2 separate regions of the Homo sapiens genome follow, and region 2 is linked to region 1. Evidence: read pairs that join two places in POLR2A ChIA-PET (ENCODE). Cell type or tissue: CD4-positive, alpha-beta T cell. All regions are shown on one strand. Each heading gives the region's core, and the rest is flanking DNA. Links, peaks and the distances in the headings are about the cores only. Region 1 holds the start of LOC124902725 (a long non-coding RNA gene). Region 2 overlaps PCF11 (PCF11 cleavage and polyadenylation factor subunit).

What was found. Peaks named below come from ENCODE experiments on the same cell type or tissue, not always from the same donor. Only the 100,000 strongest peaks of a DNase experiment are listed, where the experiment ranks them.
Region 2: POLR2A ChIA-PET joins it to region 1 with 5 read pairs; 25 of 35 experiments call an interaction of 5 or more read pairs at or near these places.

Annotation. Positions count from the first base shown.
Region 1 is chr11:83,115,140-83,119,536 of GRCh38, reverse strand. LOC124902725 (a long non-coding RNA gene) reads left to right here and starts at 2,273. Exons shown (of 2, transcript XR_007062802.1): 1 at 2,273-2,412. In CD4-positive, alpha-beta T cell, for the core only: no CTCF peak of the experiment used is centred there; a DNase peak (open chromatin) is centred at 2,006; H3K4me3 peaks cover 1,601 bases; H3K27ac peaks cover 2,235 bases.
Region 2 is chr11:83,166,769-83,171,165 of GRCh38, reverse strand. It overlaps PCF11 (PCF11 cleavage and polyadenylation factor subunit), which reads right to left. Exons shown (of 16, transcript NM_001346413.3): 6 at 3,858-4,041; 7 at 3,268-3,751; 8 at 1,171-2,738. Among named protein-coding and RNA genes, the nearest start is that of PCF11, 12 kb to the right of the region's middle. RefSeq lists an enhancer at 3,531-4,397. In CD4-positive, alpha-beta T cell, for the core only: no CTCF peak of the experiment used is centred there; no DNase peak of the experiment used is centred there; H3K4me3 peaks cover 1,008 bases.

The DNA of each region.
Region 1 (4,397 bases), core at 183-4,182:
TCTGTGTACTATGCATCATTGTGATAAGTACTTAACAGTAACCATCTAATCTTACAATCGTGTGTGTGAGTGTGTATGTGTGTGTGTGTGTAGTTGTATATGTGTATGACTTGCTCAGCCTCACCTACGAGTAATTGACTGGGCCAGAATTCTAGCATTCTAGCCTAGGATTGTCTGACCCTAAAGCCACTATTACAGACTTTCATTTTCTCCCTTCTAGACTAATGTTTCTCTCTTTGAAATACACAAACATGCTTTCATGTTTAAATTTTTACATTTCTTTCCTATATGTTTTCTTCTGTTGCAGACATAAAACAGTTCAAAACTATGATCCCTAAGAGGACTCTCAAATTTATTTTACAAAATAAAATCCAAACTTAAGGATTCTTTTGGGGATCATAGTTTTGTACTCTTCTATGTCTGTGGCCAAGAAAATCATTTGCAAATGTGTTTTTAGGGTCATGTTTATATTCCTGTTGTAGGTCAAGATATGTTTGTTTAAACTAAGGTCTCCAAAGCTTAACCATTGATTTATTCAGACTTTAAACATGTTTCTTTCTAAAGCAACATGAGACCTGCTCATCCACAGGAATGTTACAGTCTTTCTAGTGCCCAACTTTAATAGTCTACCACAGTTTCTCAATTTTTTTGAACTTTGGATATAATTTTCAGGGTTGACATCTCAAGGAAGGCTCAGGTTTTTGTTTACATCCTCTCATCTTCCAATGAAGACCTTCTGTGGATTTTCCTGAAGCTTTAAGGTGAGGAATGAAGTAGCAATGAAGATAGGGCGATGGGAGCAGAAATGAGTGTGGGTGCAGCTCCTGACTGGGAACATCCAGACCAGAGCTCCTGGGTGCTCACCCCTCCATTTATTTGATTAACAAGTACTTACTGAACAACTGCAGTGCCTACATACTAGCTGTACAGGAACTCTGACCATTTCCTCCTAACAGATAAGGACAGACAGACAAGTTAACAGGCTGTTTTCAGTTTCTTCTTCCTACACAAAATGCTTACAAAGAATAGAGGGTCAGTACTCCTGATCTGCAGGTTGGAGACTGTTGAATTTCTTTTTAAGCTCACCTATGGGTTTTTACTATTTGCTTGGTGATGTACTAAATATTTTTATATTTTTTGTTTGTTCATTTGTTTGTTTGTTTTGTTTTTCTTTTTGTTTTTGAGATGGAGTCTTGCTCTGTCACCCAGACTGGAGTGCAGTGGCACAATCTTGGCTCACTGCAATCTCCGCCTCCCATGTTCAAGTGATTCTCCTGCCTCAGCCTCCCAAGTAGCTGGGACTACAGGTGCGTGCCACCATGCCCAGCTAATTTTTGTATCTTTAGTAGAGACCAGGTTTCGCTATGTTGGCCAGGCTGGTCTCAATCCCCTGACCTCAAGCGATCCACTCGTCTTGGCCTCCCAAAGTGCTGGGATTATAGGCATGAGCCACCGCACCCTGCTGTACTGAATATTTTTATATTCATCATCCAAGATTCTGTTTCTTTCCCTGTAAAATAGAAGTAGCTACCTCATGGGTTTATATTAATGAGATGATGATAATAATAGCTACAATTAGTTGACAGGAACCTTGTGTCAGGCATCGCAGTAGGCATGCCAATTACTTCATTTAATCCTTATGAAAATCATGAGGTGAGCACCCTTGTTAGCCACATTTTGCAGACGAGCACACTGAGGGTCAGACAGATTAAGAAAATTGCCCAAGCCCATAAGGAAAGTAAGTGACAAGTTTGGACTCTAATCTAGGTTGGTCAGAGGTTGAAGTCATGTACTGAACTACTGAGCCATGGTGACTTCATAAGAAAAGTATAAAAGTTTCGAATGCACTGTTTGGCAATGGCTGCTGTCTGTTGTTTATCTGAAACCCATTTTGCAACACTATAGATAAATGGGCTTTAAAATAAAAATTAAACTTTTTCTCTGTTAAACAACATGGATAGGTCCATTCTTGACCAAACAAACAGAAAAACAAGGCCATCTTTAGGGGCTTAGAAACCGAAAGTGAATACATTTCCACTTCATGTTTCCTCTTTGCTTTCAATAATTCTTTTTTTTTTTTTTTTTTTGAGACAGAATCTCGCTGTCACCCAGGCTGGAGTGCAGTGGCGTGATCTCGGCTCACTGCAACCTCCGACTCCCGGGTTCAAGTGATTCTCCTGCCTCAGCCTTCTGAGTAGCTGGGATTACAGTCGTGTGCCACCACGCCCAGCTAGTTTTTGTATTTTTAGTAGAGACGGGGTTTTGCCATGTTGGCCAGGCTGGTGCTTTCATTAATTCTTGTTTATTTTTTATTATTTTTTTTTTCTGGTTAAAAATAGGTCTTGGTGACCTTTGGAAGTGACCTTGAAGGGGAAAAATTCGCTGAAGGGCTACGTATAGCCTGAACTGAAGGTGAGTAGGGCAGAGAGTGGGAAGATAATGAATATTTATTTATTTATGTATTTATTTTAAAATTCTGGCCTTTATCCAGATGAAGAATTAATATTTATTAAGCTCCTCTACATGCTTGTCATCTTAAGTATGTTATTCACTCATTTTGTTCAACAAGATTTATTGTTGCTGGAGGCTGGATGTGGTGGCTGATGTCTGTAAATCCAGCACTTTGGGAGACCAAGGTGGGAGGATCATTTGAGACCAGGACTTGAGACCAGCCAGGGCAAAAGAGTGAGACCCTATCTGTACCAAAAAAAAATTTTTTTTGAGACAGAGTCTCGCTCTGTTGCCCAGGCTGGAAGTGCAGTGGCATGATCTCTACTCACTGCAACCTCCGCCCCCGGTTCAAGCGATTCTCCTGCCTCAGCCTCCCAAGTGGCTGGGACTACAGGGGCGTGCCACCACACCTGGCTATTTTTTTGTACTTTTAGTAGTGGGATTTCACTATGTTGGCCAGACTGGTCCCAAACCCCTGACCTCAGGTGATCCACCCACCTTGGCCTCCCAAAGTGCCGGGATTATAGACATGAGCCACCATGCCCAGCCAAGAAATTTTTTAAAAAGTAATCGAGCATGGTGACACATGCCTGTAGTTACAGCTACTTGGGAGGCTGAGGTGGGGGGATGGCTTGAACCCAGGAGTTTGAGGCTACAGTAAGCCATGATTGTGCTACTATATCCCAGCCTGGGCAACAGAGCAAGACCCTATCTCTCAAAAAAAAAAAAAAAAAAAAAAGTTTATTGTCCCTGGAACTGTGCTGATGATGGCCTACCAAATTTTCACAAGAATATTGCAAAATGAGGACACAAAGCCTTTAAGAAATTAAGTAATTTGCCTAAGGTCATGTGACTGGTTGTTGACAGAAGCTAGTTTTAAACTCAGGTTAATCTGCTTTCTATCTGTGCTATTTCCATTACACCTTTCTGCTTTGTCCAAGTGATCCTAGGAAAGGAATTCGCCAGATTCTAAGTTGCTAAGCCCAAAGATTGAGTCTAAATTGATATACTCACCTCCCCACTGTTCTTCCATTGGCTGACTCATGCTTTCAGAGAAGCTGGGAAATTAGGGGAGACCAATAAAAGAGTGCCTTTCTTGCAGATTCAGGAAACTAAATGTTGCTTTAAGCACTGTTCTAGAAAATTCCCAGTAACTTTAGAGTGTCCTTTAAGAGCTCTTAATGCTCTGGAAAGTCTCTCAATACCGGTTTTCCAGAGGCTGGACGCTTTGCCGTTGAGTGTAGTGTTTGCAGCACATCGCAGAGGCAGGTCACTAGAGCTAGTGGGAACACATACATCACTGACATGTGATGGGAATCCTCCAGGGGGCAAACAGGCGGGGGCCAGCTTCTGCTCTGAGCAGTCTAAATGGAGCTAGAAACAAGAGCCATCTAGTAAAACATTTCACAGGATAAAGTGCAGAGTCTGTTTCACACTTAGCCCTGTCAGTTCTGTGGAGAGGCAAGTGTTTGTAGAAAGTTTTGAATTCTTCTCTCATGCCCTGGAAAACCAAACACCATCAAAGAAAACAGCCTGCTCCTGAATTCTGCGGCTGTAGTTTTTACACTCACCATCCTGTTTTTTCTTTCTTAAATTGCTTCGTGTGATGAGGACACAAATCAAAATAGTCTACCTTTTAGAAAAGATGGCAGATCGTGGCATTTACATCTCATAAGTATCTGATTGCTTAAAGAAAATCATCTAACTGTTCAAGTCAATAAACTTTTACTGAACACTTGTCGTGCGCTAGTCATTGTGATAGTGGCGATGATGAAGTGATGTATGGTTCTTCTTTTCAAGAAGCTTTCAGTCTAGTGGTGAAAGAGCACAGACATGAATGATACTTGGAATACAATGGGATCTCTTTTACAGCTGAGATACTTTCCAGGCAGGCTGCAGGGAGTTGGTGCCAGATAGTCCTGGATTCATAATCCCTATTGCTTCTA
Region 2 (4,397 bases), core at 327-4,326, 51 kb before region 1:
ACTATACTGGCATACAAATACAGCATTTGCAGTCCAGAGGGAGGCAGGACTTCTACATATTGCTGGTATGTGAATAAATATCCATTTATAATCCTTGTTCAGTATACATGTGGACTTTTGGTAGTGAGTACACATAATAAAAACCCCACCGATTCTGTGTAATGTAGAAACAAGACTAAGTAAGTACCATTCTAGAGTATCTGTCAATAAGAGTATCATTTCTTTCAAGGATATACAGTAGAGTAAATCTAGGCAAGCCAACTGTTTTTTCGTACCATTAGAGATGAACAGAAGGACTACTTTCTATCAATAATGTTCCTAATGTACTTTTAAAATCTTTCTTATTTTGTATTTTCTTCCATGCAATCTTACTACTATAAAATAAATCTGTCATAGTAAGAAAATGTCTGCACCTGGAAAAGAAGTAAAACTCAGCCTAGGAGAATTTCAGCACGCAAGCAAAAGTAGTCATTCAAAACCAACCGAATTAATCACAAATTGTAAACATACTGCCTTAAAGTTGTCTCAGTATGCATTTTAAAATGTATACAGAACAAGTGTGAAAGAATACCAACAGGTAACAGTGCATGTTTCGTAACCAGAGTGTATTTGGAAGGCTATTCGCTATGTTGTCATTAATATCAAACAATTGTGTTTAACTGAAGTGACTGGAAAGGTGGTAAAAAGTAGGAAAAAAGGACCAAAAAAAAAGAATTGTAGACTGTGAAAGCAGGGACACAATTTGATCTTCTTATTTAACTCAGGTTAAGGAAATTCTTGGTCAAAGAACAGTTCAATCAATTCTATGGCTACCTTAAAGCACGTCAGGGCTCAACAGTTCTGCAATGTAGAGGTCTATGACACACAATTGTATAATATCTCAAAAGCTTTAAAGCAAAAAAAAAGGAAAAAGAAAAAACAGAGCTGGAGGTGGGGGTTTGATTGAGATATTTCCCTAGATCCTGAAAGAGCTAAAATCAATTTTGGATTTAAGTTGCAAATTTCATCCCCAAAAGATGCTCATCCCACTTCCTTAGCATGTGGCTTTAGAGTACATTAAAAACTTCTTTCCAATCTACACAATAAACTATGTCCTGAAAACCCTCCTAGAAACATTAAAAAATGGTTAACTTATCTGCATACAACGCAATTTTAGAATAACAGACTTACCTGTTGAGATGCCTGAATATTTCCTACTGTCATTGGAGCAGGTATATTGCCAAAGTTTCCAAATTGAGAACTCTGAAGATTTTTTTCATCAAAATAGTGTCCAGAAGCTCTGTTAAGTGGATTAGAGAAACTCTGGTTTCCAGGGCCATGTGGTCCATTAAAATTTGGTCCTTGAGGTGAATCAAATATTTGTTCATGTCTTTGGAACTGTAGTCCTTGGGATGGGGCATTAAAAGCATTGCCAGGTGGATCATTATATGGACCAGTCTGATTGAAAGATACTGATTCAAGCCTTTGTGAAGGATGATTGTCAAATCTTGTGCCTTGAAGACCAAGAGGAATATCAAACCTTGATGCTTGCTGATGTTGTGGACCATCAAATCTTTGAGGTACACCGTCAAATCTGGGTTGAACCTGCTGTCCAGGTGGTCCATCAAACCTCTGAGGGCCTGGCTGACCAGGAGTCCTTTCAAATCTAGGACCTGGCTGACCATGTAATCCATCAAATCTTGGCAAGAGTGACGGCTGACCTGGCTGCCCATCAAACCTTAAAGCATGACAACCTTCAAATCTTGGACCACCTTGACCCAGAGGCCCTTCAATTCTCAGGCCACCTCCTGGTACAGAAGGACCCTCAAACCTCATTCCACCTCCTTGTTGGACTAAAGGGCCTTCAAACCTGATACCAACCCCTGGCTGACCATGTGGACCCTCAAACCTAAGGTTCCCACCAAGTTGATTATGTTGTCCCTCAAATCTCAGACCAGCTACTGACTGACCATGGGGGCCCTCAAACCTCATTCCAACCCCTTGCTGTAGCAAAGGGCCCTCAAATCTGATTCCACCTCCTGGCTGACCATGAGGTCCATCAAACCTAATCGCAGCCCCTGATGGACCATGACCCCCCTCAAATCTAAGTCCACCTACAGGCTGACCTCGGGGATTATCAAATCTAAGTCCACCCACAGGCTGACCATGAGGTCCCTCAAACCTTAGACCACCCACAGGTTGACCACGATGTCCCTCAAACCTCAGACCACCCACAGGCTGGCCTCCTGGTCCCTCAAATCTCAAACCACCTGGAGATCCCTCAAACCTCAGACCAGGGGAACCTTCAAACCGAAAACCACCTCCTCCTGCTTGACCAATTGGGCCCTCAAACCGCAGAGGTGTCCCCACTGGTCCTGGAGGACCTTCAAATCTCAAAGGACACCCACCTCCTAGCTGACCTTGTGGCCCCTCAAATCTCAAAGGGCCTCCTCCCCCCATTTGTCCTGGTGACCCATCAAACCGAAGAGAAGCTGGTGTGGGAGGTCCATCAATTCGAGGGCTTAATTTATTGGGTCCTTCAAAAATCATCTTCGTTGGGCCATCTCTTGCTACTGATGGCCTACTAGGTCCATCAAATAACGGTCTGTCTTCAGCTAAAGCTGTAAGTCGCTGATTTGTATCCAGGCCGGCGAATCTTGATGCTGGACTATCTACAAATGGTTTATCTGAATCTTCATATCGAGGTCGCTTAAGTGGAAAACGATCATTGAATGGAGATCTCTGCTCTTCTCGCACACCTTTTAAAAAGGAAAAAAATTATTTTCACTAAAGTTATCTTAAAATCTTCTATTTTCGTATGAATGTTTATCCAAATATATAACTATCTCACTACATTAGAGGGGCAGGAGAGACCGACAGCGTAAAGCAGCAGATAAGAGGATGCCCTCTAGAGTCAGACACACCTGAGTAACAAAAAAATTACCATCCTATCAACATACTAATTATTTCATTTTGAGAGCAAGTTATTTAACCTCTCTTTTATTTCCTATCTGTAAAATAGGGAGAATATACACTTCATTGTATTGTTGTGAGGATTAAATCAAATTACATATAAAAAATACCTAATGAAGTACCTGACACACAACTGGCCTTAGAAATATTAGCTCCCTTCCCTTCCCTTTCCTTAAAGGGAAAAAACATAACAAAATAAATGGGAAAAAAAATGGTAATCTGAACAGTCACAAAAATCCATCCCCACTTAGCTTGTTCATTTTCCCTTCACTGCTGTGTGATTCAATAGGCATAATCTGATTTAACTTTTTCTACCTTTAGCAGAGACTTGCTCGTCATGTCTTCTCCGGCCCTCATGGGGTGAAAGATTCTCAGCATAAGTACGACTCCCAGATATAGGAGAAAGACGTCTTGCTCTTTCACTAAATTGTTCTTTTCTGTCAAACTGTGCTCCACTATTCCTACTTGCATGTTTACTTTTGGATGGCTCACATTCTATTCCAGACAACAAGGCATCAGTCAAAGGGTAGTCAAAAATATCAGGATCTAAGAGATCAAGTCTTGGAAATGAATGCTGAACCTGTGTCCTTTTCAGTTTTGCTTTATGTTCATAGTAGGTTAATTCAGCATCAGATAAGAGAGGTTTCTTTTTTAATCCACCTTTATTTTCTTCTGTAGGACTATCCCGTACATTGCATCTATGTTTACCTTCTTGATACTGAAATAGCTGTCGAATTTGATGCACAACAACAAGGAAGTCATCCTGTGTAATTTCACCAGATGCTAAACGTTCACTCGTCTGTATAGGGGTGATAAAAGGAAATAAAATATTTTAAATATAAAAAAATACCAAAAAAATAGACGATAGATAATGATGACTACATGGGATTAATCATAGTAACTACCTTTTGAAGTAATTCTCTTTTGCTTGCAAGAGTTAACTCTTTAGGAATCTGAAGATTGGCATCTACACTTAATCGATGCTGTTGCTGCTTTGGGGCTCGAGGTGATAAAATTCCTTTAGTGCTTGACCAGCTCTCCCTATGCCTCAGATGAGGAGGTTTACTATGTTCATCAACCTGTTGTAAGCTGAAACCATAAAAGCAGTATGTTACATTGAAATGTTTTTTTAAAAAATACTCAGGACCATATTTAAAGATTCTTTTCAAAGGATATGGTTAAAATGGGCATATGTAACCACAAAAAGTAATTAAATAAATGATTAAGAGCACAAAATATGAAATCAGCAAAAACAGATATGAATTCTGATTCTTGCATGTCCTGGACTGCAGCCTTAGGTAGATTAGTTAACCTTTCTAAACTTCAGTTTCCTTATCTGTAAAATAGAAATAATAATAGTATTTAACCCACAGAGATGTAAGAATTAGATGGAAAAAAAGTACTAATAGCACCTAATAAACATTTTCCAATTTTTAAATTAACAC